Regions from separate parts of the Homo sapiens genome. Here regions 1, 3 and 4 are each linked to region 2. The links are chromatin contacts, found by Hi-C or POLR2A ChIA-PET in ENCODE. All regions are on one chromosome and are shown on one strand. The core of a region is the stretch at or near the end of the contact, and the rest is flanking DNA. Distances in the headings are between cores, read along the strand shown.

The links. A loop is a pair of places that touch in the nucleus more often than their neighbours do. ChIA-PET counts read pairs that join two places held with the same protein, here RNA polymerase II (POLR2A). Pooled maps may share reads with other maps.
Region 1: a pooled map shows a loop between it and region 2 (2.2-fold over the local background). The contact joins two enhancer-like sites. A Hi-C loop is called at or near these places in 6 of 50 pooled maps. POLR2A ChIA-PET finds 5 or more read pairs at or near these places in 5 of 52 experiments (AG04450, GM10248, H1 and 2 more).
Region 3: a loop to region 2 is called in a map of dorsolateral prefrontal cortex, with 3 times the contacts of the local background. The contact joins two enhancer-like sites. A Hi-C loop is called at or near these places in 17 of 168 maps with a recorded cell type or tissue (CD4-positive, alpha-beta memory T cell, CD8-positive, alpha-beta T cell, Caco-2 and 13 more), 6 of 37 single-sample maps with no recorded cell type and 12 of 50 pooled maps. POLR2A ChIA-PET finds 5 or more read pairs at or near these places in 13 of 52 experiments (AG04449, BJ, CD4-positive, alpha-beta memory T cell and 10 more).
Region 4: a loop to region 2 is called in a pooled map, with 2.6 times the contacts of the local background. The contact joins two enhancer-like sites. A Hi-C loop is called at or near these places in 2 of 168 maps with a recorded cell type or tissue (CD14-positive monocyte and HepG2) and 3 of 50 pooled maps. POLR2A ChIA-PET finds 5 or more read pairs at or near these places in 10 of 52 experiments (A549, A673, AG04450 and 7 more).

What each region holds. Positions count from the first base shown.
Region 1 is chr14:65,175,586-65,183,009 of GRCh38, reverse strand. No RefSeq gene overlaps it. Among named protein-coding and RNA genes, the nearest start is that of LINC02324, 43 kb to the left of the region's middle. RefSeq lists enhancers at 2,872-2,961, 3,032-3,231. Within about 2 kb of position 2,994, at least 12 of the 41 ENCODE cell types and tissues checked have a DNase peak (open chromatin) inside an H3K27ac peak, as active enhancers do.
Region 2 is chr14:65,240,376-65,247,518 of GRCh38, reverse strand. No RefSeq gene overlaps it. Among named protein-coding and RNA genes, the nearest start is that of LINC02324, 22 kb to the right of the region's middle. Within about 2 kb of position 4,643, at least 3 of the 41 ENCODE cell types and tissues checked have a DNase peak (open chromatin) inside an H3K27ac peak, as active enhancers do.
Region 3 is chr14:65,279,420-65,286,473 of GRCh38, reverse strand. It overlaps the pseudogene PTBP1P. Among named protein-coding and RNA genes, the nearest start is that of MIR4708, 52 kb to the left of the region's middle. RefSeq lists enhancers at 4,478-4,547, 4,000-4,568. Within about 2 kb of position 4,418, at least 6 of the 41 ENCODE cell types and tissues checked have a DNase peak (open chromatin) inside an H3K27ac peak, as active enhancers do.
Region 4 is chr14:65,200,343-65,207,698 of GRCh38, reverse strand. No RefSeq gene overlaps it. Among named protein-coding and RNA genes, the nearest start is that of LINC02324, 18 kb to the left of the region's middle. RefSeq lists an enhancer at 2,558-2,667. Within about 2 kb of position 2,103, at least 7 of the 41 ENCODE cell types and tissues checked have a DNase peak (open chromatin) inside an H3K27ac peak, as active enhancers do.

The DNA of each region.
Region 1 (7,424 bases), core at 1,745-4,244, 63 kb after region 2:
ACTGTAGGGGAGTGAAAAACCTCCACCCTTCTAAGTTCCTTGGCTAGGCTACAAATTAAAGGGACATAAGACAGATTGACAGGAGAAAAACCATATTTAATGATGGGCATATGCAAAGGTGTCCCACAGAATAAGAGACTTGAAGAAGGGTCAGACGATTGAAGTCTATATAGCATCCTAAGCTACAGAAAGGAATAGGAGCTCCAGCTTCTCAGGGGAGGCGGGGGACACAAATTACGATAGAGCAAAGGGAGGAAATTTGTGGTGAAGAAAGGCTGCCTTATCCAGATAAACAGTCTCAGCTAATAAAAATTGTCTGGAGCAGCCCTCAGAAGAAGAGGTAACAATCTCTGGGTTGGTGTTAACCTCCAGTCTCACCTCCTGTGAACCAAGTTAATCTTCCCTGATTGATAAGATTTCTAGGGAGGGGATTCATAACAAATTGAGTTCCTTTTAGAGGATTCATCTTTAGGCAGATAAGGGGGCTCAGAGAAAGCATCTGCTGTTTCCTAAGTGCCCTCAGTGCAAAGCCACCAGTGCACCACAGAGGCATATTTTGGGGTGGCATTTCCTGAACACCTTCACTGCTTAGTATTAGAAGTCCTTGCCAAAGCAATTAGGCAAGAAAAAAATAAATAAAAGACACTAAATCATTTAGAAAGGAAGAAGCTAAATTGTTACTGTTTGCTGATGACATGATCTTATATATAGAAAACCCTAACGATTCTACCCCAAAACTGTTACAATACACGAATACAGTAAAGTCACATGATACAAAATCGACACACAAAAGTCAATAGTGTTTCTGTTTATTATTCATTTTATTGTTAGACCTGCACTAACAATAAACTGAAAAAGAAGAGAACAATCCCATTTACCATGGCTACAGCCTGGTGATAAAGACAGCCGAGGGGAATTCTCTGGGGTCAGATCTGGATTCCAATCCCCCCTGAGCCACTTACTCATTGTGTCACTTAGGGCAAGTGGCTTCATTTTTCTGCATTTTAGTTATTTCATCTTACTTCGTTAAATGGTAGCGACAATAATAATGCCTTCCTTGTATGAATATTGGGAAAAGCGAAAGGAGATGGGTAATCCATTAAAGTGTTTACTTAACCCAATGCTGGGCACAGACAAACAGTAGATATTAGTTATTGTTGTGTTATTGTGCATTTAGTGCGCTATATTAGGTGATCTTGCGAAAAGAGCAGAAATAGTCTCTGTCACTGAGGCATATGTTCCCAAAATCCCACTCTGCCTTCTCTGTGCTGACTCAAATCTGATTTAGCTCCAGCAGCTTCTCTGTGTAGTGGAAAGAGCTTGGATTTGTGCCCCAGCTCCATTGATCCCCAGCTCTGCACACATCATCTAACTTCTCTGAGCTTCAGTTTCCTCTTCTGCAAGATGGAGATGATAATAGAGACTCTGCTGACTTTGTAAGGTTGTGGTGAGGCTCAAATGTGACTATGGGTGAATTTTCTCCAAAAGCTGTAAAGTCATTATAAAGCAAAAGTAAAACCCAACCTTACAGGCTTCACTCAAGTCCCACCTTCTCCTACCTTTCTGTGAGAGAAATCCAACTCAAACTGTCTTAAGAGGGGGGAAAATGGATTTTCTTAGCTCATGCAACTAAACGATCCAGGAGTAAATTCTGGAGTGGCTGGAGCCAGGTTCTCAAAAGATGACATTTAGGCCAGGCACGGTGGCTCACACCTGTAATCCCAGCACTCTGGGAGGCTGAGGCAGGCGGATCACGAGGTCAGGAGGTTGAGACCATCCTGGCTAACATGGTGAAACCCCGTCTCTACTAAAAATAATAAAATTAGCCAGGCATGGTGGCACGCGCCTGTAGTCCCAGCTACTCGGGAGGCTGAGGCAGGAGAATGGCGTGAACCCAGGAGGCAGAGCTTGCAGTGAGCCAAGATCACACCACTGCACTCCAGCCTGGGCGACAGAGGGAGACTCCGGCTCAAAAAAAAAAAAAAGACATTTAAAAATCTGATTCTCTCTTTCTCTCAGCTCTGCTTTCCTTTGTATTTCCTTTGTGTCCTTCTGAAGACACCAAATCCTTAGAAGGCATCTCTTTGTGCTTCCCTGCCCCCATCTTTGCCATGTCATAGGTTAAGCCTGCTCAGACTTTAACCTATGAAGCAGGCTTAACCTATGAAGTGGCAAAGATGGCCACAAGCAGCTCTGGGCTTGCAAACTACCAGTTTAGCAATCCAGATAGAAACAGTCCACCATTCTCTCGACAGCTCCAGCAAGAGTCCCAGAAATGAGTCTCCATGGCCTGACTTGGGTCATGTGCCTGTCTGTGGCCCTTTCTCCCAAGGCCAGGAGATTGGAATATGCCAGTTGGCCAAGCCTGAGTCACATGCCCACTGTCTGGAGCCAGGTGATGAATCATTCCAGCTCATTCCAGCTGTAACCACATGAACAGAACGAGGAGAGGTGGTTCCCCAAAAGGAAAGCAAAGTGATGTTTCCAACGGAAGGGAAAAGGAGATACTGGACAACAGATTTTCACTGTACACAGATTTGACTATTGTATTTTCTGGTAGGAGGTAGGGAGAAGAAGTGAGAGCCAGAATAAAAAGTCCCAGAGAGCAATGAGACATTCAGTTAATACTCTGTAGTTGACTCAACACTTTGCATCCCTGGAACATTCTGCCTAGTAATATGGCTTCAGGAGAAAGGGTCCTGGGCCATTTTAGGAAGGGAGCCCTGCACTTGCTGAGAAACACAACTGTGAATGATAAAGGGAACGAGAACCCTATTTCCTGACTCATTAAAGCAAGAGAGTGCTTAATAAATACTACTTGGTGATAAAGTTCTGACAAGGCCACTCATCTAATAACCACAGTTCTGACTCTGATTCCTATTCTGCTTAAGAATCTACACGAGCCCAGACTTCAGCTGTCATTAACAGAGGTCATGTCGTTGGCAGGCTGCCTGTCACAGATTCCGTGCACAGGAGGGCAAATAGCAAATGGGGAACTCCGGACACCACAGGTGTTTCTCTCTGAGTCACAGCGCTTCAGCCTCATTCCCCTTCCCTGGAGAAGACTTCCTCCATTCCATCACTACTTCTACCTCCTAAATAGCACTTTTCTCACCATTTCATATTACAAAAGCATGTTATGACATGCTTATTTCAGGAAACTCAAATAAGAGCATGCAGAGTCCCCATATTCTTCTCTACCTTATTACAAATCATATCCTCTTCTAGGCATATACGAATACTGTATATAAGACTTTTAAAAGTGGGATAACACTGTTCCATGACATATATTGGAAATATGTTGTGGGAAGTCAGGGACCCCAAACAGAGGGACCGGCTGACACCATGGCAGAAGAACATGGATTGTGAAGATTTCATGGACATTTATTAGTTCCCCAAGTTAATACTTTTATAATTTCTTATGCCTGTTTTTACTGCAGTCTCTAAACATAAATTGTGAAGATTTCATGGACACTTATCACTTCCCCAATCAATACCCTTGTGATTTCCTATGCCTGTCTTTACTTTAATCTCTGAATCCTGTCAGCTGAGGAAGATGTATATTGCCTCAGGACCATGTGATAATCGCATTAACTGCACAAATTGTAGAGCATGTGTGTTTAAACAATATGAAATCTGGGCACCTTGAAAAAAGAGCAGGATAACAGCAACTGTTCAGGGAATAAGAGAGATAAACTTAAACTCTGACCGCTGGTGAGCCGGGCGGAACAGAGCCATATTTCTCTTCTTTCAAAAGCAAATGGGAGAAATATCACTGAATTCTTTTTCTCAGCAAGGAACATCCCTGGGAAAGAGAATACGCACCTGGGGGTATAGGCCTATAGACAGCCCCCCTAGGTGTGCCCGTCTTCTATGGTCAAGGCTGTAGGGGTGAAATAGACCCCAGTCTCCCACAGCGCTCCCAGGCTTATTAGGAAGAAGAAATTCCCACCTAATAAATTTTAGTCAGACCGGTTGCTCTCAAAACCCTGTCCCCTGATAAGATGTTATCAATGACAGTGGTGCCCGAAGCTTCATTAGCAATTTTAATTTTGCCCCGTCCTGTGGTCCTGTGATCTTGCCCTGCCTCCATTTGCCTTGTGATATTCTATTACCTTGTGAAGTACTTGATGTCTGTGACCCACACCTATTCGCACACTCCCTCTCCTTTTGAAAATCCCTAATAAAAACTTGCTGGTTTTTGTGGCTTGTGGGGCATCACGGAAACTACCGACATGTGATGTCTCCCCCGGATGCCCAGCTTTAAAATTTCTCTCTTTTGTACTCTGTCCCTTTATTTCTCAAGCCGGCCGACGCTTAGGGAAAATAGAAAAGAACCTAAGTGACTATCGGGGCAGGTTCCCTGAGAAGAATATCTCTCAATGCCCATAGATACCCTTCTGTAGCATTAAATTTAAGAGATTCAAGTTGGTGATTTTTTTAGTGGATGTACTATAAATTATTTATCCTTTTTTCTACTATCGGGTAGCTACATTGTTTACACATGTTACTATTATGATATTCTGTGGACTGTTTTAAAAATAAAATAAATGAATGGGGTTACAGTAGGGAGGTATAATGGCCAGTGTGGGAAAGACACAGCTACCAGGTGAGGTGGCTCACGCCTGTAATCCTAGCACTTTGGGAGGCAGAGGTGGGTAGATCACTCGAGCCCAGGAGTTTGAGACCATCCTGGGCAACATGGCAAAACCTTGTCTCTACAAAAAATAGAAAAATTCACCAGGCATGGTGGCACACATCTGTGGTTCCAGCTACTAGGGAGGCTGACACAGAGGATGGCTCGAGCCCAGGAGGTTGAGGCTGCAGTGAGCCCAGATTACGCCACTGCATTCCAGCCTGTGGCACAGAGTGGGACCCTATCTCAAAACAAAACAAAAAATTAAATAAATAAAAAAGAAAAATGCAACATACTACAGAAAAGCGGTATGAGGGAAAATAGTTGCTTTCAGAAAAATATCTCCATTTAATATCATGTAGACCACACCTGGAATTTGGGGATTTTTCTGGGCTCTGCTCTCAGCTCAGTAAGGTTTTTGCTATTTGAATGACTATAAAGAAGCTTTATCCATCTGGATCCTGTTGTTGCTGTGTAATGGGGGTGGGTGTGTGGGTCACTAATTCCATCAACTTTGATTCGATATGTTTCTGTTATACTAGTTAACAAATTGCCCCAAAACGTACTGGCTTAAACCAATCATCATATTTGCTTATGTTTCTCTGAGTCAGCAATTTGGACAGAGCTTTGTTGGGTGGTTATTCTGTTCCTCATGCCACTGGCTGAGGTCATTTACTAGGCTTCATTTACCTAGTGGCTAGACAGAAAGGTCTAAGAAAATTTCACTTACGTGTCTGGCACCTCAGCACTTCTCCACTTGGTCCCTCTCTCCACGTGGTAAGGTTGAGCTTTCTCATGATATAGAAGTTTCAAGGTAACCAGATTTCTTATATGGCAACTGCTCCCAAATGGGACAAAATTGGAAGCTACGGATATCTTAGGGCCCAGCCTTAGAAGTTATACAGTGTTACTGCAGCCTCAACCTCCTGAGCTCAAGCAATCCTCCTGCCTCAGCTTCCCAAGTAGCTGGGATTATAGGCATGTGCCACCATACCCAGTTAATTTTTTAAATTTCTTTGTAGAGACAAGGTTTTGCCACTTTGGCCAGGCTGGTCTCAAACTCCTAGGCTCAAGTGATCCACCTGCCTTGGCCTCCCAAAGTGCTGGGATTACAGATGTGAGCCACTGTGTTTGGCCTCCAGTGTATTCTATTTGTCAAAACCAGTGTCAGAGTTGGTCTGTTTCAAAGAAATAGAAAATAGACCACACTTCTTGATAGTAAGAGAGGCAAAGAATTTTAAACCTTCTTTAACTCACTACAGTGAATATGATGAATACAATAGGATTATAGCGTTCTCCTATAATCAAGATACATAGAATATAATGGTGTCATAAAATACTATGTCCTAAGTATGCACTCAATCGACTAGAAGAGAGATTTAAGCCCATTTATAGTCAATAATTTTGCCCAAGTTCTGAGCATACACCAAAATAAACCATTGCCGAGATGGTATGTGGAAAATAGAATCCCTGGCAAAACTCACCCCTACAAGACAACAGTGATACCCATCCCAACTCACAGCCACCACCCACAATACTGGAGAAAGGCTCTGGGTCTTGGACATCTCAGCTCAACTCCTCCCTCTGCCATGGAGCTTCTTATAGACTTCCCACTCCTTAAATATAGTAATTCTTTCACAAGTCTGTTATAGGAGTTTTGAGATCTTTGTGAGAACATTTCTGCTAAAATTATAAATATTGGCTCTGAAACTGTTAATGTGCTTCCTCAGATGGCAAAAGAAAATAAGGTATATGTTGCCCTATGAAAACGGTGCATTTTCCATCTAAGAGTTAATGCTATCTTGCCACATGGAAACCTTGAAAAAAAACACTAAAATCCCTCCAACAGCATTAGGCCCTAGAAGTCTGAGTGAATCAGCCCAGATGAAGGAGCCCTTCTTGGCTATCCCCGTTTCAGTTACTGTGATGATGCAGGGAGTTTCTTCATCATACACACTTCCATCTTAGAGCTACTTTTTTTTTTTCTTTTTTTTTTTTTGAGACGGAGTCTGGCTCTCTCGCCCAGGCTGGAGTGCAGTGGCATGCTCTCGGCTCACTGCAAGCTCTGCCCCCAGGTTCACGCCATTCTCCTGCCTCAGCCTCCCGAGTAGCTGAGACTACAGGCGCCCGCCACCATGCCCAGCTAATTTTTTGTATTTTTAGTAGAGACGGTGTTTCACCATGTTAGCCAGGATGCTCTCGATCTCCTGACCTCATGATCCGCCTGCCTCAGCCTCCCAAAGTGCTGGGATTACAGGCGTGAGCCACCCCACCTGGCCAGAGCTACTTTTATTTTTTACAGGGTTATCCAAGCACTGAGTATGGTCTACATTTAATATCTAGTTATTAGTTGACTGATTCCCACTTGATTGCCAAAAGATGCTGCTATTTTGTACATAGCATCCCTGGAGGAAAGCCATTTGGAGGTTAATATGTGGGCAAATGGGCCACATGAGGAGCAGAAAGTTGGATCCTCTGTAATCAATACACAACCTTGGCCCCAGCCATGGGGTCCACCTTCTCCACAGGAATGAACAGCGTATGGCTTTTAGAAGGGCTTAGCCAATCTCCGTGGCTCATCTGTAATCCCAGCACTTTGGGAGGCCAAGATGGGAGGATCACTTGAGGCCAGGAGTTCGAGACTGGCCTGGGCAACATAGTGAGACTCCATCTCTACAAAATAAATAAATAAATAAATATTAGCCAGGTGTGGTGGTGTGCACCTATAGTCTTAACTACTTGGGAGGCTGAGCGGGGAGGATCACTTGAGCCCAGGAGGTCAAAGCTG
Region 2 (7,143 bases), core at 3,394-5,893:
AGATAGGCTATATATCTTATTGGTACCGTTTCTCTGCAGAGCCCTGACTAATATGACACTTAGCTAGTTAAGTGGCATAGCTAGGAACATTCTTGTAAAAGTCTTTTTGTGGACACATGTTTTTCCTTTTTCATTATTATTTTTTGAGACAGGGTCTCGCTTTGTCACCCAGGCTGGAGCTCAGTGGCATGATCACGGCTTACTGCAGCCTCGACTTCCTGGGCTCTGGCAATCCTCCCACCTCAGCCTCCTGAGTAGCTGGGACTACAGGTACATGCCACCACACCCAGCTACTTTTTGCTGTTTTTTTTTTTTTTTTTTTGGTAGAAACAGGATTTCGCCATATTGCCCAGGCTGGTCTCAAACTCCTGAGATCAAGCGATCCATCTGCCTTGGCCTCCCAAAGTGCTGGGATTGCAAGCAAGAGCCACCACACCTGGCCTGTTTTTCTTTATCTGGGTTAATACCTAGACATTTAATTGCTGGGTTGCAGAGTATGTGTTTGTCTAACTGTAAGAAATTACTAAACTGCTTTTTTTTTTTTTTTAAACGAAGTCTCGCTCTATTGCCAGGCTGGAGTGCAGTGGCACAATCTTGGCTCACTGCAACCTCTGCCTGCCAGGTTCAAGCAATTCTCCTGCCTCAGCCTCCCAAGTAGCTGGGACCACAGGTAAGCGCCACCATGCCCGGCTACTTTTTTTGTATTTTTAGTAGAGATGGGTTTTCACCATGTTGGCCAGGATGGTCTCAATCTCTTGACCTCGTGATCCGCCCCCCTCAGCCTCCCAAAGTGCTGGGATTACAGGTGTGAGCCACCGTGCCCCGCCCCAAACTGCTTTTCAAAGTGGTCTATGACCATTCCAGTTGCTCTACATCCTCATCAACATTTGGTGTCACAGGTAGCTTAATTTTTAGCTGTTCTATGGATGTGTATTTTCCTGCTAGCTAGTGATGTTGAGCATTTGTTCAATTTGTATTTTCCTGCTAGCTAGTGATGTTGAGCATTTGTTCATGTGCTTATCAGTTATTGTTATATCTTCCTTTGTAAAGTGTCTGCCCACTTTTTAAAAATGGGTTGCTTTTCTTATTATTAAGTTGTAGGAATGCTATTTTATTAATAACATTATTTGTTTTGTAGATACTCCCTCCCAGTCTGAGAATTGCCTATTATTCATTTTCTTAAGGGTACAGACATTTCTAATTTTGAAAATGTCTGATTTTTTTGTCTTTTGTAGTTATTGTTGTCTGTAACCTAAGAAAAAATTTGCCTACTCCAAGGTTGTGAAGATATTCTCCTGTTTTCTTCTAGAAGCTTTATCACTTAATAACTAACTTTGTCATTTCACACTATACACAAACATTAATTTGAGATGAAGGTAAGGTGCTCCAATTTGAAAGAACATTAGCCCAGATGAAAAGGTTTTATATGTGTAAGAGGGAAGTAGAACCTGAGGCTTGCAGTCAAGTGAGGCCAAATGGTGGAGGGCCTTGAATCCCAAGCTGAAGACTGAGGACTTCTTTCCATGGACAATGGAGAGATGATGAAGAGTTTCACAAGAGAGTCATAAATTAACAGCTGGGGAGAAAAGGTGAATGCTTGGGAGACTCGGTGATGGTGACTTAACTTCTCCCATCTGTGTACTTTGAGATGTGAACCGCATGTTTTTGAGCTCACTTCCTGCCCTGATTTTCTGTGATTCTTCCTTCCCAAAAGGGGGCACTGAGGCAGGAGCTACAATAGTCTTTCAAACTGTTAGGGCCAGGGCAGAGACTGCCAAATGCTTAGTCCTCGGTTTTGACCTAACCAGTGGGTCAGATTGCTAGGGATGGGGTGGGCATCAAATGTCTTATTGCCTGTGAAGTAGAGGTTTGGGGAAAGTAGAGAACAAGTACCTCCTGCTCTCCCATGCATAACCCATAGAGAAATAACAATTTCCCCGGAATTTCGAGTCCATACCTCCACCTCTCTGCTGGTGTGCCAAGCCTGTCCAGCTTCTTTCCTGTCACAAAAGAGAAGGGTCCCTCCACATTTTAGGGCTAACTCATCCACCACACATTTGATCTCATCTCCCTCTGGCTTCTCTGTTTCTTCTTCCTCCAACCATTTTTTCTTTTTTTTTCGAGATGGAGTTTCACTCTTGTTGCCCAGGCTGGAGTGCAATGATGTGATCTCGGCTCATTGAAACCTCCACCTCCCGAATTCAAGTGATTCTCCTGCTTCAGCCTCCCAAGTAGCAGGGATTACAGGCACCGGCCACCACGCCCAGCTAATTTTTGTATTTTTAGTAGAGATAGGGCTTCACCATGTTGGCCAGGCTGGTCTGGAACTCCTGACCTCGGGTGATCCACCCGCCTCAGCCTCCCAAAGTGGTGGGATTACAGGCGTGAGCCACTGTGCCCGGCCTCTTCCTCCAACATTTCAAACCCTCCCTCTCCTGCCCCATGTCCAAGCCTAGCTGCACTTCTTTTAAAAATCCTGAATTAAGCTCAGATGACCCTTAGCACTCCCTCTACTCCTGCTTTCCCCTTCCAGAATTCTCTCCAGTTATATATAACTGCTGACTTCACTCCTCACATATCTGCTCATTTCTCAGATCCTGACAGTAGAGGGTCCAACCTCTATCACTTTCCAGAAACTTCAGATATTATGAATAATCCCCAACTGACCAGCCCTATGCCTCATCAGTCCTCATGTTCTTCGCTCCATGATACTGGGCCTGTGTTGCCTTCCCTGTCTCTGGATGGACCCCTCTTTCCCATTGACTCCCGTTTCACTGCTCTGCTACTGCTTTTCCTTACTCCATAGCCATTCCCCATCATTGCTTGGTGGCCTCAAGGAAAGTCTGGAGGACACCAGATAGAAACACCCCAACTTCTCACCTGCAAACCTGGAAATTCATCGTAACCGGCATTTCATTTTTCTGGTTAAAATGGAACTTGTCTCTTTACTGACTTGAGCCCATTCCTCCATCTTGAAGGAAATCTCATCTCCTCCCATCTCCTCACCTCTCTCTAACAATTATCCTGTCATCTTGTTGAGTCTTTAATCTCCTCTCTGCTGTTCTTTCTCAAAATCATGAAAAAATCCATAAGTCTCCATCTCTTAAAAAAAATACTCTTGTTTTCACTGCCTTTTATACCTAATTCACAGTCAAACTTCCTGAAAGGGTCATGTATACTTCTTATCTCCCCTTACACCCTTCCTTGTCACTCCTCTGTCCTCTGAAAACAGTCTCCTCAAGATTACTAATGACCTCCGTGTTGTCCAAATCTCTTGGACTTTTGTTGCCCCTTTGAGTTACTCTCAACAGCTTTGACATTATTCACCACTTCCTGCCTCTCCTCGCCCAGCTCCTCCTCCTGCCCTGACTGCTTCCTCTCTGTGTCCCTGACATGCCCCTCTCTCTCCCTCTCTCTTTTCTCTCCCTCTCTCTCCTCCCTGTCTCTCTCTCTCCCTCCTTCTGTCTCTCTTTCTCCTGTGCAGCAGTGACACTCCCTGTGCTCCTTGGCTTTCTGGCTTGGGCCTTCTTCTTCCCTCACTTTCCCCGAGTGATCTCATCCACTCCTTCACTCCACAAATATTTACTGAGCACACACCACGAATCAGGCAAGGTTCTAAGCCCTGAGGTATCACAATGAAGAAGACAAAGTCCCGGATGTTATAGAGTTCACATTTACCAAGGTGTCAATTCTGTCTGGATGCCCGTGACACCGAGCTGTCTCCAGCCCAGATCTTTCTCTCCTGTCTGCTTAACACCTCTACTTGGACATCCCACAAAAAACGGGACTTGTCCAGAGGTAAAGTTTTCATCCTTACTGCCTTCCGGACCAGCTTATCTTCCTATCTCGATTACCCAAACCAGGAGCTGCTCTTTGCATTCATTTGTCATCTTTGATTCTTCACTTTCATTCTCCCCTTCAATCCAGCCTGTAACGAAGTCCTGTCAATTCTACCTCCCAATCCTCCTAAATGCCTCTAGAATCCATCCACTGCTCTTTACGCCCAACACTATTACTCTGACTTAGAGCCATATCCCCTCTTCCCTGGTTCCCACCAGGTGACCCTCTGGTCTTATTCTCTCCCATGCCACACCCTTCAATACATTGTCCGCACTGCAGTCGGAGTCATTGTCTAATGTACCTACAGAACTGATCTCACGACCTCCCTGCTTAAAATTCTTCATTGCCTTTAAAATTAAAGCCAAACCTCTTATCATGGCCCCTGCCTACTTCTCAGTCCTCTCCCCCACCACCCACCTCACTCTCACACACTTTACTGTGTGTGTCTCCTGACACACACAGTAAACTTTTTTTTTCAGTGCCCTGGATGTGCCACATTCCCTCACAACTCCGAACCTTGAAAGTGCTGTTCCTTCAGCTTGGAAGTCTTCCTCACTCCTGACCCGCACCACCTCACCTGGCTAACTCCTATTTACATCAGGCTCAGCTCAGAGGTAACCTCTAGAGCACTTTCCATTAAGGCTGTCGTCTGTGGCAATTGCCCTCCTATGTACTTCCATGTCATCTTGTATTATCCACTCTATTATGATCATCTGATTTCACTGTTTATTTTCTGCGTTCCTCTTCCATGAGACTGTATGCCACAGGAAGGCAGGAACAAAGTCCACATCACTCATACTGTGTCATTGTGTTTCCAGTCTTCAGAAAATACCAATCAAGAAATAACTGTCAAAAATGAATAGTTTCTTGCCTCCCTCCTCCTGCCCTCTAAGTGCAGACATTGCTTAAGATTCATGTTTTCCAGCTTTGCTCGATTTCCTTCTTTATATTTCATGGATTCCTATTACTTCAGTGATTGGATATGTGTGAAGAAATCTCCAATCTACCCCCAAGCTAGATAGCTCTCAGCTCCCAGACTGCATTTCCAATCTCATGCTAGACATTCATGCTTGTAGGTTTTTCCATCATCTCAGATAAAAGATATAAAACATTAAAAGCATGCAAAGGATATATGTGTAAGGATGTGCAATGCAACATTGTCTATAATATAGAAAAATTGGAAACAATCCAAATGCCCATCAAAAGAGAATTGGGTAAATAAACTGTGTACCACTGTGCAGACTAGAAAGATTTATATATTGATGTGAAAAGATGTCCATGATATACCGTTCAGTAAAAAAGCAGCTTCATCTGTGTAAATACATACAGTGCTCTTTTGAATAATTTTCCCTTCCTTTGATCCCAAAGTCAATGATACTCATTTGTATGTTGAACAATGAATTTTATAATGCACACTTCAAATGAATGTATAAGGGAATTGAAAAAAGTACTAGGTATTATCTATTAAGAGACTCCTGTTAACCACACACACAAAAACAGGTTTCAGAACTATAGAGTTTAATTTTATTCAATCATTCAACATGCATTTATTAAGCACCTATTATGTGCCAGTTTCTGTTCCAGGTACTGGGGATATGCAGAGAGCAAGGCAAAGTCCTTGCTCTCACAGTTTTCTTTTTTTTTTTTTTTGAGACAGAGTTTCGCTCTTGTCGCCCAGGCTGGAGTGCAGTGACACGATCTCGGCTCACTGCAACTTCTGCCTCCCGGTTTTAAGCAATTCTCCTGCCTCAGCCTCCCGAGTAGCTGGGACTACAGGCGTGCACCACCATGCCCAGCTAATTTTTTGTATTTTTAGTAGAGACGGGGTTTCACCATGTTGGCCAAGCTGGTCACGAACTCCTGGCCCCAAGTGGTCCACCCGCCTCAGGCTCCCAAAGTGCTGGGATTACAGGCGTGAGCCACTGCACCCGGCTGCTCTCACAGTTTTCTAAATAGACAGTAAGCAAATAAATAGACAGAATTAAATGTCACGTAATGATACGTGGTATGAAGAAACTGAATTATGAGGTGTGCTATTCTGCTTAGGATGCTTAGAGAGGGGCTTTCCAAAATAGTGACAGTTGAGCAGAGACCTGAATAAAAGTGAGGGCGGGAATTACCTGAATATTTGGGGCAAGGATATTCTGACCGGAAGAACCAGCCATCACAGAGGCCTACAGTATTGCCGTGTTTAACTGGTTCTAAAACTGCAAGGCAGCCACAGCAGCTGGAGCAAAGTAGGGGGAGGAAAGAGTGGAGGGAGATGTGGCCGTGGTGTGGGCTCTGGGCTCTGGTGTCCATTCTAAGTGTGATGAAAAGTAAGTCTTCAGAGGTGTTTCTGTTACATGTTAGTGTCTCATTTTTAAAAGTCAGCATAAAATAATTCTGAGATGTGAAACTATAGGAGACTTTCATTTTCAAAACCAATGATGCTCTGATTATTTTTTTTTTTTTTTTTTGCCAAAGTAATACTCACCGTAAAACATTCAAACACATTCAAGCACAATCTTGTGTTTGAATGTTTTACGGTGAGTATTACTTTGGCAATCAGAAAAAAAAATGATTTTTTAAATGTGTGGGCTGGACACAGTGGCTCATGCTTGTAATCCCAGCACTTTGGGAGGCTGAGGTGGGCAGATCACTTGAGCCCAGGAGTTCGAGACCAGTCTGGGCAACATGGCAAAACCCTGTCTCTACTAAAAATACAAAAATTAGCTGGGTGTGGTGGCACACACCTGTAGTCCTAGCTACTCAGGAAGCTAAGGGAGGAGGATAGCTTGAGCCCAGGATAGTCCAGGCTGCAGTGAGCCATGATCACACCACTGCACCCCAGCCTGGGCAACAGAGCAAGACCCTGCCTCAAAAACAATAATAAAAATAATGGCCGGGCGCGGTGGCTCACGCCTGTAATCCCAGCACTTTGGGAGGCCAAGGCAGGCCGATCACGAGGTCAGGAGATCGAGACCATTCTGGCTAACACGGTGAAACCCCGTCTCTACTAAAAATACAAAAAATTAGCTGGGCGTGGTGGCGGGCGCCTGTAGTCCCAGCTACTCGGGAGGCTGAGGCAGGAGAATGGCGTGAACCTGGGAGGCGGAGCTTGCAGTGAGCCAAGATTGCACCACTGCACTCCAGCCTGGGCAACACAGTGAGACTCCATCTCAAAAAAAATAAAAATAAAAATAAAATAAAATAAAATAAAATAAAATATGTGCCTACCCTTTGACTCATCAACTCCCTTTCAAGAAAAATATCCTTTAAATATTGGATAAATATGTAAAAATATGTATATAAGGATGTTCA
Region 3 (7,054 bases), core at 3,169-5,668, 39 kb before region 2:
ACAAGGTCGAAAACCATGTTTTAGAGTCTAAAAGAGAAGAACACTCTAAATACATCACTACAATATTGTTAGCATTCATAAAAACAATAATTCCTTAATATAGAATATCTGATTAATATTAAAATTTCCCCGATTATCTTGTACATTTAAAAAATTTGGGGTTTAAATCAAGATCCAAATAAGACTCATACATTGCAATTGGTTGATATATTTCTTTTTGTTTTTTTCCTGCATCCAATCATCCATTATAGTTGATATATTTCTTAGGTCTTCTTGAATCTACAGGTTCCCATCCCTCTTTTTTCCTTTTATTTATTATAAAACAGATTTATTTTTAATTACAAAAGAGTACACGACTACATTCCTGACATCAAACTTGAAACATACAGGTAAAGCAAACATTTCCTACCTATGACAGTCCAATCCCAGTCCTCTCCCCAAAGAACTCATTTATCAAAATTGTGTGTGTATTGGTTAAGATTATATTCAACTGGCCGGGCACACTGGCTCACGCCTGTAATCCCAGCACTTTGGGAGGCCGAGGTAGGTGGATTACCTGAGGTCAGGAGTTCGAGACCAGCCTGACCAATATGGTGAAACTGCGTCTCCACTAAAAATACAAAATAGCCGGGCGTGGTGGCGCATGCCTGTAATCCCAGCTACTGGGGAGGCTGAGACAGGAGAATTGCTTGAACCTAGGAGGTGGAGGTTGCAGTGAGCCGAGATTGCACACTGCACTTCAGCCTGGGTGACAGAGCGAGACTCCATCTCAAAAAAAAAAAATTATATTCAACTACATGTTTCAAAAAACATAATAATAACAAAAGCTTTAATTTTATTTATTTTTCAGAAAGATAAGCCAAGGAATAGGCAGTCCAGGGCTAATATGGCACCTCCATGAAGTTTTTAGGGTCCCAAGTTTCTTCTAGCTCCCTGCCCTACCATCTGTGAATGTGGCCCCCATCCTCATGTAGCACAATGGCTAATGGAGAACCATCCCTCTTATCTATATTAGGACTAGGTAGCAAGATGGAAAAGTGGAAGGGTGTATCTCTCTGTATTAGTTTGCTAGGGCTGCTGTGACAAAGGACCACAAATTGAGCAGCTCATACCACAAAAATTTACTTATTGTCTCACAATTCTCACAATTCTGCAGGCTAGAAGTCCAACATCAATGTATCAGGCAGGATTGGTTCCTTCTGAGAACTGTAAGGAAAATTCCGTCCCATGCCTCTCCCCTAGCTGCTCGTGATTGGCTGGAAATCTTTGAGTTTCCTTACCTTGTGGAAGCATCACCCCAATCTCTGCCTCGGTCGTCACATGGCATTCTCCCTGTGTGTGTGTTTCTGTGTCCAATTTTCCCCTTTATATAAGGACATATTTATATTGGATTAGGGCCCACCCTCATGACCTCATTTTAACTAATTACATTTGCGAGTGCCCTATTCCAAATAAGGTCACATGCTGAGGTACGAGGGATTAGGACTTTTATATATAAATTTTGGGGAGAGACAATTTAACCCACAACACTCTCCCATAAAGAGACTTTGTAGAAGTCTCTTACGCTTCTTTGTTTATACTTCTTTCGTCAAAACTTAGTCTTATGGCCACAGTTCGCTGCAAGAGATGCTGGGGAAGGGAAGCTTTCACTGAGCACATGACCATCCCCGCAAAAGGCGGTTTTTTGTTACCAAAAAGGAAGGAAAAATGGACAGGGCAACTACCAGCAATCTGCCATGGAATGTATCCTACCAGACATTTTTCTGTATGTTGCACATAATCAAATGACCACAAACTGGGTGGCCTAAAATACCAGAAATTGATTCTCTCACAGTTTTGGAGCCAGAACTCCAAAATCAAGGTGTTGTTGGGGCCACACTCCTTCCAATGCCTCTAGTGGACGATCCTCCCTGGCCTCTCCAGCTTCTGGTGGCTTCTTTGTTCCTTGGCCTGTGGCTGCATCACTTCAGCCTCTGCCTCCATGTTCACATGGACTTCCCCTCTGGGCCTTCTCCTCTTCTGTCTGTCTGTTTTTGAGACTGGGTCTCGCTCTGTCGCCCAGGCTGGAGTGCAGTGGTGTGAACACTGTTCACCTCAGCTTCGACCTCTGAAGCTCAAGCGATTCTCCCATCTCAGCTTTCTGAGTATCTGGGGCCACAGGTGCGTGCCACTGTGCCTGGCTAATTCTTTGTAGAGATGGGGTCTCACCGTGTTGCCTGGGCTGGTCTCAAGCGATCCTCCCACCTTGGCCTTCCAAACTGCTGAGATTACATGCGTGAGCCACTGCACCAGACCCTTTTCTGTCTCTTATAAAAACACTTGTCATGGCTGGGCATGGTGGCTCACGCCTCTAATCCCAGCATTTTGGGAGGCCGAGGCGGGTGGATCACCTGAGGTCAGGATTTCAAGACCAGCCTGACCAACATGGAGAAACCCCATCTCTACTAAAAATACAAAATTAGCCAGGTGTGGTGGCACATGCCTTTAATCCCAGCTATTCAGGAGGCTGAGGCAGGAGAATTGCTTGAACCCTGGAGGCGGAGGTTGCGGTGAGCCAAGATCACGACATTGCACTCCAGCTTGGGCAACAAGAGTGAAACACTGTCTAAAAAAAAAAAAACAAAACCAAAAAACCCCAAAAAACACAAAAACACTTGTCATTGGATTTAGGGCCCACCCAGGTAATCCAGGATCATCTCATTTTAAGATCTTTTATTTTTACATCTGCCAAGACCTTTTTTGCTTCATTTTTCTCACACCCAATCACATCCTGGACCCATCCATGAGTTCCAGGATGCGACCATATCCTTTAGGGTGAGGGGACCATTCAATGTCCTACACCCTCCCTGGAGCAGCAGATATTTCCAGGAATAGCAAAATATGGCTCTCCACATTGTCCTTGTTCATTTTAATTAGCAATGGCAGAGGAAGGGGACTGTAGTAAAACTTTAATGAAATGCTACACACTCTGGGAAGCGTAAGTGGATCTGGTTGCCTAGGGTCTGTTTAAAGTCAGAGAAACTCGGAAGGTTCTGCTAAGTGTTGGCATGTGGGTGCCAAGCTATTTTTGGTAGAATGGTAAACTATGCTAGCATGTTTTTCGATGTTTACCATGCATTTTAGAGAGGTTTCCTGCTAAATGAATTTTCAATTGAGAGCCAGCTCAGGAGTGGGCACAGAAAGATGGAAGGGTAAGAGAAACATTTCCAATGTACCAAGGTATGAGTTGCAGGGCCTCACTTCTTACTTAAAGAGCAAAATGTTGGCTAGGGGTAGTGGTGGAAAGTTCCTGATGCCAGATTTTTGAGGTGAGAGAAAGAAATAGTATCAGCCCTGTACCTGCCACTCTGTTCTTCATCTGCTTCAATTTCAGTTTCAGTATTTACTGAGACCATACTGGGCGCCAGGAAAGACTTATTTTCCTCAAGCCTCACAAGCAGCTAGGTGTTATTACTTTGTCCACTTTCCAGATGAGATGCTGTGATTCCGAGAGGTTAAGGCACTTGCGCCCATGATCATGTAGCTGTAAGTGGCTAAAGCAGAAGTTCTGAATGTTTTCTGACTGCTAACTTGGTGCTCTCTCTACCACAGCATGAGAGATGAACATTCCTTTCTGCTTACGGGTGCCTATCCTGGTAAGGGGGTAGAGAGAGGAGCAGGCTCATCTCCTACCCACCAGGGCTTGCTCCTTCCTCCCATTTGAAAGCAGAACAGGCTGCGGCAGGAGGCATGCAATTGGTGTTTCTGCCGGTCTCCAATCCTAGTGGAAGAAACTGCCTAATTAAAGTCTGCAGCATGCCCAGAAGCTTCCGGGGTTGTTTTCCGTGCAATCCCAGAGCCTGATGATACATATTCTTCATGTTTATGTGGCGGGATACACTGTGCTCCATGAACATGAAGTATTAGTGAGCCAATTTCACCATCTACGCAGCTACAGAGCAACCGGAAGGCATCCCTGTTTTAATTTATGAGGGACCAGCATGCGCAATCAATAGGTGCCCCACAGGTTATTAAAGAGGAGAAAGATGGCTCAGGCAGCCCTGTTTACTAACAGGGAAATGGTCTTCTGGCAGCTTCTGGCTTGCAATGCATTTACATTTCCTTTTCAGGCCAGAAACAGTGGTGTTCCCTTTTCATCTCAGCCCCGAGCCTGAGAACAGGGGGCTGGTGGAGGCTCAGGCAGAATCTGAAAGTGCCCTTCCCTGCACTGTAATCTCAGAGAGAGGATGGGGTGGGGAGTCAGCCCAAAGATTTGTGAAGTCCCTTTGTGTTTTGAGGCCCTGGAGAACAATAGCTTTCCAGGATGGGGGTTGGGATGTAGGGGATGGGAGTGGGTGACTGGGTGTGAGAACAACGAAGCAAAAAGGAATAGGCAACTCCTACCAGGCTGGCTGGAGGGGGAGTGGTCTTTGGTCGGCCTGCCAGTCTCTGGAGAAGTCCTTTTATTCACTGCTTTTGCTTTCTCTTTGTTTTGGGTCCTTTGATTTCAGGAAGCTATGGTTCTTTTGCAGTCTACTTTTTAATAATTCTGGAGGAAGAGGGTAGATTGGATTTTAAAATAAAACAGTAACAGCACTGGGTTATTTAAGTAGAAAGGAAAAAAGTACTTCCCTTCAGTCCACGTTCTGCAGGGCAAGATGGGGTAATACAGCAGTTCTCAAATTTTTTTGTCTCAGGACCCTTGTATATACTCTTAAAATGTATGTAGGTTAGTGGCAGAAAATTTAAAATATTTGTCAATTTTAAGATCACAATAATAAACCCATTACATGTTAATATACATATTTCTATTTAAATTAAATTAAATTAATTAATTTTAGCACAGTGAACTAGATTTAATTTAAAAAAAAAACAGGTAAACTGATTTCTTTTTAAAGAAAGAAAGGCCGGGCTCGGTGGCTCATGCCTGTAATCCCAGCACTTTGGGAGGCCGAGGCGGGCGGATCACGAGGTCAGGAGATCGAGACCATCCTGGCTAACACGGTGAAACCCTGTCTCTACTAAAAATACAAAAAATTAGCTGGGCATGGTGGTGGGCGCCTGTAGCCCCAGCTACTCGGGAGCCTGAGGCAGGAGAAAGGCGTGAACCTGGGAGGCGGAGCTTGCAGTGAGCCGAGATCGCGCCACTCCACTCCAGCCTGGGCGACAGAGCGAGACGCCTTCTCAAAAAAAAAAAAAAAAAAAAAAAAAGAAAGAAAGAAAATCTCTGGTCAGTTAAGGTCACTTCAGCTGCTTTTTAAAGTCGCTTTTTTTGGAATGATGGAAGTTGTCGCCAGGGGGCCCGGCTGTGGTGGGCCTGTGCCCATAGATGGTGGACTTGGAGAAGGAGACCCGCAGGTGGTGGTTCTCCCAGATGTCGTGGTTGTGTAGGGCAATGGGGGTCTGGACCGCCTCCTCCACGGAGCGCATTTGGATCAGCGCCATCTTGCGGTTCTTCTGGAAGAACTTGAATCCTATGACTATGCCCCCATGGCTGGAGGAGAGGACCTTGAGATCTTCCTCGGATACTGAGGGCGGGATGTTGGAGAGGTGCACGGTGGCCGAGGGCGGGAATATGTTCTGGAAGTTCTTGAAGCCTGGCTTCTTGAAGCGGTGCAGGGGCGAGTTGCCATAGTCCTTGGTCAGGCCCTGGTCCTCCCGGCCCTCGCGGGGCAGCTGCACGTTCTGGTGCTTCAAGGGCGTGATACGGATGAGATGCGGATGGGCTTCCCGTGCAGCTTGTGCCAGTTCAGGTGGCTCATGGCCAGCTGGGCCTGGTTGCCGTCCGCCATCTGAACCAGAGCGTTCTCCTTCTTATTGAACGGGATCTTCACGCGCTGCACGTCCCCGTAGACGCTGAAAAGAATAAAGAGGCTTTGGGGGCTGGGCGCGGTGGCTCACGCTTTTAATCCCAGGACTTTGGGAGGCTGAGGCAGGCGGATCACGAGGTCAGGAGTTCGAGACCAGCCTGACCAACATGGTGAAACCCCGTCTCTACTAAAAATACAAAAATTAGTCGGGCGTGGTGGCGCGGTTGTAATCCCAGCTACTCGGGAGGCTGAGGCAGCAGAATCACTTGAACCCCGGAGGGAGAGGTTGCAATGAGCCGAGATCACACTCCAGCCTGGGCAACAGAGCAAGACTCCGTCTAAAACAAACAAACAAACAAAAACAGAGGCTTTGGGGTGTGACTCTCTCTGGGTTGAGGCCGCTGACCAGCAAGACAGAATTTCCTGTCCCCGCCAGGCCCAGGATGGCGATCTGGCCTGCCGCTGCAGCTGCCGCCACCGCCGAGGGGATGGCCGGGGGGCCAGGGCTCCGTGGATGTTGGGAACTGAAAGGTCGAAGGCCACGGCCATGTCTGGTCCAGCGAGGGCTAGCTGTCCCCGGAGGGCAGGTCCGGGCGTGGTAGTCGCGGCTCTTGTCGTTGTTGTACTTTACGTTGAGGCTGATGAGCTTGGAGAAGTCGATGCACAGCGTGTGGCAGGCGTTGTAGGTGTTCTGCCAATCCAGCGACAGCTTGGTATGCTGGGCGTTCTCGGGGTCCGTGTACTGCAGCAGGGCCTGGAACTGGTTGTCCTTGATGAATGTGATGGTCTTCACTGTGCCGAACTTGGAGAAAATCTGGTGCAGCACATCCAGGGTCGTGGGGTAGAAGAGGTTCTCCACGATGATCCTGAGCACCAGGCTCTGCCCGGCCATCGCCATCCCTGCGTCTACGGCTGCCGCCGGGGCAGTCCAGGCCAGGTTCCCCGACTGGACCGAGTTCACGGCCTGAGGGCTGCCGGGTCCCGCGCCTGGTTGGGAGAGCTGTCGGTCTTCAGCCCCTTGTGGTTGGAGAACTGGATGTAGATGGGCTGGCCGCGCAGCACGGGCGTCACCGAGGTGTAGTAATTCACCATGGTGTTGGCAGCCTCCTCCGTGCTCATCTTGATGAAGGCCTGGTTTTTCCCCTTCAGCATCAGGAGGTTAGTAACCTTCCCAAAGGGCAGCTCCAGGGAGATCACCTCCCCTTCGATGACGTCGATGGGAGCTTCTGGATGTGGGTCACTCTGGAGGGGACACCGGCGCTTCT
Region 4 (7,356 bases), core at 854-3,353, 37 kb after region 2:
CAAAAAAAAAAAAAAATAGCTGGGTGTGGTGGTGCGCACCTGTAGTCTTAGCTACTCAGGAGGCTGAGGCAGGGGAATTGCTTAAACCTGGGAGGCAGAGATTGCAGTGAGCCGAGGACGCTCCACTGCATTCCAGCCTGGCGACAGAGCAAGACTCCGTCTAAAAAAAAAAACAAAACAAAAAACAAACATCAACTCTGCTCCCCGAATGCTTGGGGAGACTGATTTGAGTAATAAAACTCAGGTCTCCCACACAGCCAGCTCTGAGCGAATTACTCTTTCTCCATTGCAATTCCCCTGTCTTGATAAATCGGCTCTGTCTAGGCAGCGGGCAAGGTGAACCCCTTGGGTGGTTACAGAAGCAGAAGGGGAGAAACAATTTCCAAGCCCTGAACACACATGCAGAGTCGCACCCACAGTTGGCTTAATTTAACATGACACAAAAAACGTTCCTGGCTAAACCGCTGCATATTAATTTGGACAATTACTTTCAGCCAGTGGCGTGCTAGGGCCAGCTTATACTGGCTCCAGAGAGGCAATTGTTAAACACTCAGAATTTTAACAGCAGGTTGGTGTCTTGAAATCGGCCACTGTTGGAAGTATTTACACCAAGGAAATTGGCAAATGTTATGAACTAGGGCATTTGGGGTGGGAGAAAAGAGCCACTTTACCAGCATACTCCTGCCTTTAGCCCAACTCAGCATTTCCTCCACCCACAAACTCTCAGTTTTGTTTGGTCTATTTCCCTCACTTACGCTTTAGTAGAGGCCGTATAGTGCAGTTAAGAGGAGGGGCTATAGGGCCATACTATCCTTGTGCAAGTCTATACACTAGCAATGGGACCCTGAGCACACTGCTTAATATCTCTATGATTCCTTGTTCCCATCCCTATGACTAGAGCTGTTCATTGCACCTTCTCATAGGATTTTCATGGGGTTAAATGAGTTAATACATTCAAAGGACCTAGAGCAGTGCCTGGAGAAAAAGGAGCTCCACAAGTATTAGCTATCATCATTCTAAAACTGAAATTTCAGTTAGTTCTCTTATTTTACTTTTGTGGTTAGAAGATGCAAATATCTACTCACCAGTTTAAACCCTGCACTGCTTGCTGAATATAAATATCCCCAATGCCTCACTTTTGGGTGAGTAATACCAGGTCAACTCACGCCTTCTTCCTCTCAAAAAAAAAAAAAAAGGAATAGCAGTGATACATGGTAAAAAGCCTACTCATACTATGATTCCAAAATGTGGGTATTGGTTTTGCATCTCATTTCCAGAATTAGAAAAAGTCTCCTCTGTATTTAGTTTTTATAAGTTCTCCTTTTTTTTTTTCCCATTTCAGTTTTAAGATGCGCTGTATTTTTCTTATTTTCAGGGTCCCGAAATCAGGATGGGTGTTTCAGTTGATGCATGCGTTTGATGTGGTTGTGTTTCTTTTCCTCCGCCTAAAAGCAGTTATTAAAATGATGGCGTTTGCAGATCTAGATTTGAAAGAAAAGAATAATGGTGCATCTTGCAATCAATAGTGTTTTAGAATCCAGGAAACACAGTAATAATACTCAACGAAAAAGTCAGTTCTAGGATGCCAGCTTCCGCATCCAGTGTCTTGTCCCCAGGAGCACGATGTTCCAAGGGTGGGGCTGTGTCCTGTTGTGCCTGCTGCAGCCATGCTTTCTTTCCTTTAGGATCAGTGTTGGTGGGGGCTTGGCCCAGGATTGGATGGTATCTTGTTTTGTTTTTTTGAGATAGAGTTTCACTCTCTCGCCCGGGCTGGAGTGCAGTGATCGCAGCCCACTACAGCCTCGAATTCCTGGGCTCAAGTGCCCTCCTGCCATGGCCTCCCAGTTCTGGGACTACAGGCATTAGCCCCTGTACCCAGCCATGGATGTTTTTTAAGTGTGCAAAGATTCCTCCTCATTCTTCAATTAAAAGCATAGTGAACCATCTGCTGGGCTGGGATTGGACTATGAGAGAGAAAAGCACTAAGACAAGCTGAAAACACAGGTGAAAGTAGCAAGCAGGCTCCCAAATAAAGAGCAGGCCCAGCTCTGCCAGTCAGCACGCGCACACACACACACACACACACACACACACACACACACGTTATGTTTTTGAGTCACGCCCCTTCCTTGTTCCACATGATTGGTCTACACTTCACACTTCCCCTATAATCTCAGTTTCTTTCACCTGGTTTCTTGCCCAAACAGCTTGTTGGGTTTAAGAAGGAGAAATCTATAAAAGAATTGAAGTCTCTTCAGGGAAGGGCCTAGCAGAGCAATTCTGGCTGTGGCAACTCCCCTGGGGTGGCTCCTCCCTAGCCATCTCCTGAGCACACAAGCAAGGACCCTTTCCTCTCAGCTGTCACTCTGGACATGTGTAATGATCCCAATACAGGAGACTCTGAGCCGCAGCCCCTAGGCCCACCTTACGTGTGAGAACTCTCCTGTGTGAGGCCGAGGCAAAGCTGCACGGGATCCTGAGAGAGCAGCAGCCAGAGCAGAAGCTGCAGGAGAGACTGGCACATGGAAGCCAGCCTGTCTCCACAGCCCATGTTCTTGTTTTGTTCTAACTCTACGTGCTTTGGTCGGTTTCCCCTACAACACAGCAGCAGCAGGTGGGCGCACAATGCAGGGACCGGCCCACCCTGACATGGCTGTGTTTGGCAGCCCTGCACACCCCCTTTTCTTTTTTTGCAGGAGTCAGGAGACTGGGGTGGAAGAGGTGGAGACCCAGTCATATCAGGCAAGGGAGGTCTGCACTGCGCTGCAGCCAGAAGGCTAACAGATCACATCCCCACTGTCCCTTCCCAGCTCTGCTCTCCTGCTCTGTGGAGCAGGCCTGGCTGGATACCCCACATGCTACTGCTCTGCATCCACCCCACCCCCACATTCACACTGAAGCCACAGTCCCCAGGCTTACTCCCAGCCAGTGCTGAGCAGGGGTGCAGGGGGTGGGCACTAAGCAGGCCATTTCTGCAAGATCCAGGACTCCTCCAAAGGGCAGCTTTGGCCCAGAGACTCCTCCTCCACCCAGCTGAACCTTTCTCAGAGCCGGGCTGCAGCCTAAGTCTCCCTACCTGTGCAGTAAAGAATTGAACCTTGCCCCTCAAAGAGGTCTAGTCTTTACCCTTGGCCCCCGGGAGGTCATCTTTGTTTGCCTGGGGGTCTTAGGCTGGCCAGATAGTAACAGTGTGACTTAGGGTGGGGAGTAGCCACACCAGAAAAGCCAACATTATGATTTGCATGGGGCTTGGGGTCACCAAGGTACCAACCAGGGCTCGAGTAAGCTTCCCTGCAGGGCACCCTTCAGATCCCCATCTCCTCACAGATACCTTGTTTATAAACCTCCACTAGCAGGATTCTGGAATTAAACACAGTAGCAGTTGATTGGCCCTTTGCAAATGAATTGAAATGGACCAATAAAAATGGAGAAATACACATACTCAGCAAATTATAGTAACATAGGCTTCATCCATCTACAAGTAAGAGAAAATGGCTGGGCACAGTGGCTCACACCTGTAATCCCAGCACTTTGGGAGGTCGACGCAGGTGGATCACATGAGGTCAGGAGTTCGAGACCAGCCTGGCTAACATGGTGAAACCCTATCTCTTAAAAATACAAAAAATTGGCCAGGCGTGGTGGCGCATGCCTGTAGTCCCAGTTACTTGGGAGGCTGAGGCAGGAGAATCACCTGAACCGGGGAGACAGAGATTGCAGTTAGCCGAGGTCGTGTTACTGCACTCCAGCCTGGGCAACAGAACAAGACTCCGTCTTGAAAAAACAGAAAAGAAAAAGAAAATGCAGCACGGATAGGTTACACAAGAAACAGAAATGAGCCAGAAAAACACTCCCAGTCCTTGCCAAGTTGGCAGTAAGCAGGGTGGCCGGCTCCCTCTCCCAAATCCATGCTGGAGAGACCATAGAGGGAAACAGGGATTCCAGGAACCAACAACCACAGCAGTAGCAACAAAACGTGTGAACCCCCTGGGGAGATGTCTCAGACCAGGATCTGGCCTTGGACACTTTCATATATGCACATGATACCAGAGTGAGCAGCCAGTGGCTTAGGGATGAGATGCTCTAAGTGGGGCATTGTCACTCCCTCAGAAGACAAATAGCAAACCCCATGAGCCATAAGTGTATCCAAAGCAGGACTGAACAGACAGACCAAGAATGTAAGACAAGCCCCATACGTATAATTAAGGCGCTAAGACAAAACAGAGTAAGTAGAAATATTGTGTCCAGAATTTATTACTTCCGGTGGGTTCTTGGTCTCACTGACTTCAAGAATGAAGCCACAGACCCTCGCGGTGATTATTATAGTTCTTAAAGATGGTGTGTCCGGAGTTTTTTCCTTCAGATGTTCAGATGTGTCCAGAATTTCTTCCTTCCGGTGGGTTTATGGTCTCGCTGACTTCAGGAGTGAAGCTGCAGACCTTCGCAGTGAGTGTTACAGCTCTTAAAGGCAGCGTGTCAGGAGTTGTTTGTTCCTCCCTCCCAGTGGGTTCATGGTCTTGTTGACTTCAGGAGTGAAGCCGCAGACCTCCGCAGTGAGTGTTACAGCTCATAAAAGTAGTGCGGACCCAAAGAATGAGAAGCAAAAAGATTTATTGTGAAGAGCGAAAGAACAAAGCTTCTACAGCATGGAAGGACACCTGAGCTGGTTGCCGCTGCTGGCTGGGGTGGCCAGCTTTTATTCCCTTATTTGGCCCCGCCCACATCCTGCTGATTGTTTTACCAAGTGCTGATTGGTCCATTTTACAGAGTGCTGATTGGTCCATTTTTACAGAGCGCTGATTGGTGCATTTACAATCCTTTAGCTAGACACAGAGTGCTCATTGGTGCATTTACAATCCTTTAGCCATACAGAAAAGTTCTCCAAGTTCCCACTTGACCCAGGAAGTCCAGCTAGCTTCACCTCTCAATATTAGGCACAAGAAAAGTAAAAACAGTCAGTGTGTAGCTCAAGTCTATAATCCCAGCAATTTGGGAGGCTGAGGCGGCAGGATTGCTTGGGCCCAGGGGTTTGAGACCAGCTTGGGCAACATGGCAAAACCCTGTCTCTACAAAAAATACAAAAATTAGCCAGGACTGGTGGTGAGCACCTATAGTTCCAGCTACCTGGAAGGCTGAGGTGGGAAGATGACTTGAGCTTGGGTGGTTGAGGCTGCAGTGAGCCAAGATTGCACCACTACCTCTAGCCTGGGCGACAGAACCAGACCCTGTCTCAAAAAAACAAAAACCAAAAGGGGCAGCAGGAAACTTTTGGGGTTAATGGATAAGCTGATGACATTGATAGTGATGATGGTTTGATGGTTTCATGGCATATGCTACTCCCCAAACACATCAAATTGCATGCATTAAATATCTATGTCTTTTTGTACGTCAATAATAACTCAATAAAGAGGTTTTAAAAAAGATTAGGTTACTCTTATTTGCCTTTGGGCTTTTGGTCAAGGACAAAGGTCTCTAATTAGGTATAATATTGTACTTCAAATAAGTGAACACAAACTCTTTTCTATCCTCCAGGTACCATGGACTAAATCTTCAAGCATTAAGAAACAGCATTCATTCCCACTCATTTCCACACCAGCCTTTGATTCGATGCAGATACATATTATAGTAGCATGCCTTACCTACAGCATTATGTGTATTTGCTGTCACAATAAAGTATATCTTGTCTTGCAAATTAAAAACACACACACGGCTGGGCGTGGTGGCTCATGCCTGTAATCCCAGAACTTTGGGAGGCTGAGGTGGGTGGATCACGAGGTCAGGAGATCAAGACCATCCTGGCTAACACGGTGAAACGCCATCTCTACTAAAAATACAAAAAATTAGCCAGGCGTGGTAGCGGGCGCCTGTAGTCCCAGCTACTCAAAGAAAAAAAAAAAAAAACCAACAAAAAAAAAACCCGAAAACACACACATGCAAGCTCTAATAGTGAATGAAGGGCATAGTTCTAGGCTGGGACTAAAAGGAGATCTACTATAGAACAAAGAAAAGTAGAATTTCTCCTTTGTTTTCTCTTTTACTCGTTATTTCAGAGGTAGACACTGAAGCCACACTCGTGACCCCACTTACTTCTCCCACCCCAAGTTTGGGGGGTTTCTTTCAGAGCTTTTTCATAAAATGGGTTAATGGAGAGGCTGGGATCCCACATCTCTGGGCCCCCCTTCTCTCTGGGCTCCAGGACACTGAACCTGCAACTTGGATGACCCCCGTCCTTCCCACCTGGCCCTTTGACCCAAAGATTTCCAGGGGAATTTCTCCATTCTGATGTCCTACAGGTGGCACCAGCTACACAATTTGCAGGTCCCAATGCAAAATAAAAATGCGAGGCCCTTTGTTTGAAAAGTATTAAGAATTTCAAGATAGCAACAGCAGAGCATGAAACCAAGCATGGGGCCCTATCTGACTGCTAGGTCGCAGTCCAAGAAACCTACTCAACCCACAAGGTCTGGGGCTTGCTGGCCAACATTACATTCCCCGGTAAGAAACTTGCTGTCTTGCTCAGCTCAGGCCACCATAACAAAATGCCATAGACTGGGTGGCTTATAAGCAACAGAAATTTATTTCTCACAGTTCTGGAAACTTGAAGTCCAAAATTAAGGCACTGATGATTAGTGTCTGATGAAAGCCCACTCTCTGGTTCATAGATGGCACCTTCTCACCCTACTCTCACATAGTAGAAAAGGACAGGGTAGCTCGTTGGCCTCTTTTATGAGGGCACTAATCCCATTCATGAGTGTTCTACCCTCATGACCTAATCACCTCCCAACAGGACTACCTCCTAATACCATCACATTGGTAATCAGCCTTCAACATATGAATTTTGGGGGGACACAGACATTCAGACCATAGCACTTGCTTAATTCAATTAAGATTTCCAGTTTCTTAAAGTGTGAGGTGGAGAAAAATGCTCAAGATATTTGGCTAGGAATCTCCCCATGAGGTGGCCTGTTACAGCTTCTAAAATCCTCCCAGGTAGGTATCAGAGTGCTGAAACACAGCACAGGGTAGCACCCTGCCCAAGAGCATTGTCACTAAAGTCAGTCTGCTTGGGTTTAAATGCCAGTTCCCTGACTCACTAGCTTGACTTGGGCAAAATACTAAACTTCTCTGTTTTTCAGTTTTCTCACTATAAAATTGGGGTATTCATGCCAACTTCATACGGCTGGGGCAGTAATTATATAAAATAATCCATGCAAAATGCTTGGTACAGTGCCAGGTACATGATTTGCTCTCAGTCGAAGTCAGCTGTTATTGTATTTCTACTCCACTCTGGTATACTTGGGAGGATCCACAGGGGCACCAGACAGGCAGTATCTACAGGCAGATTTTTTTTGAGATGGA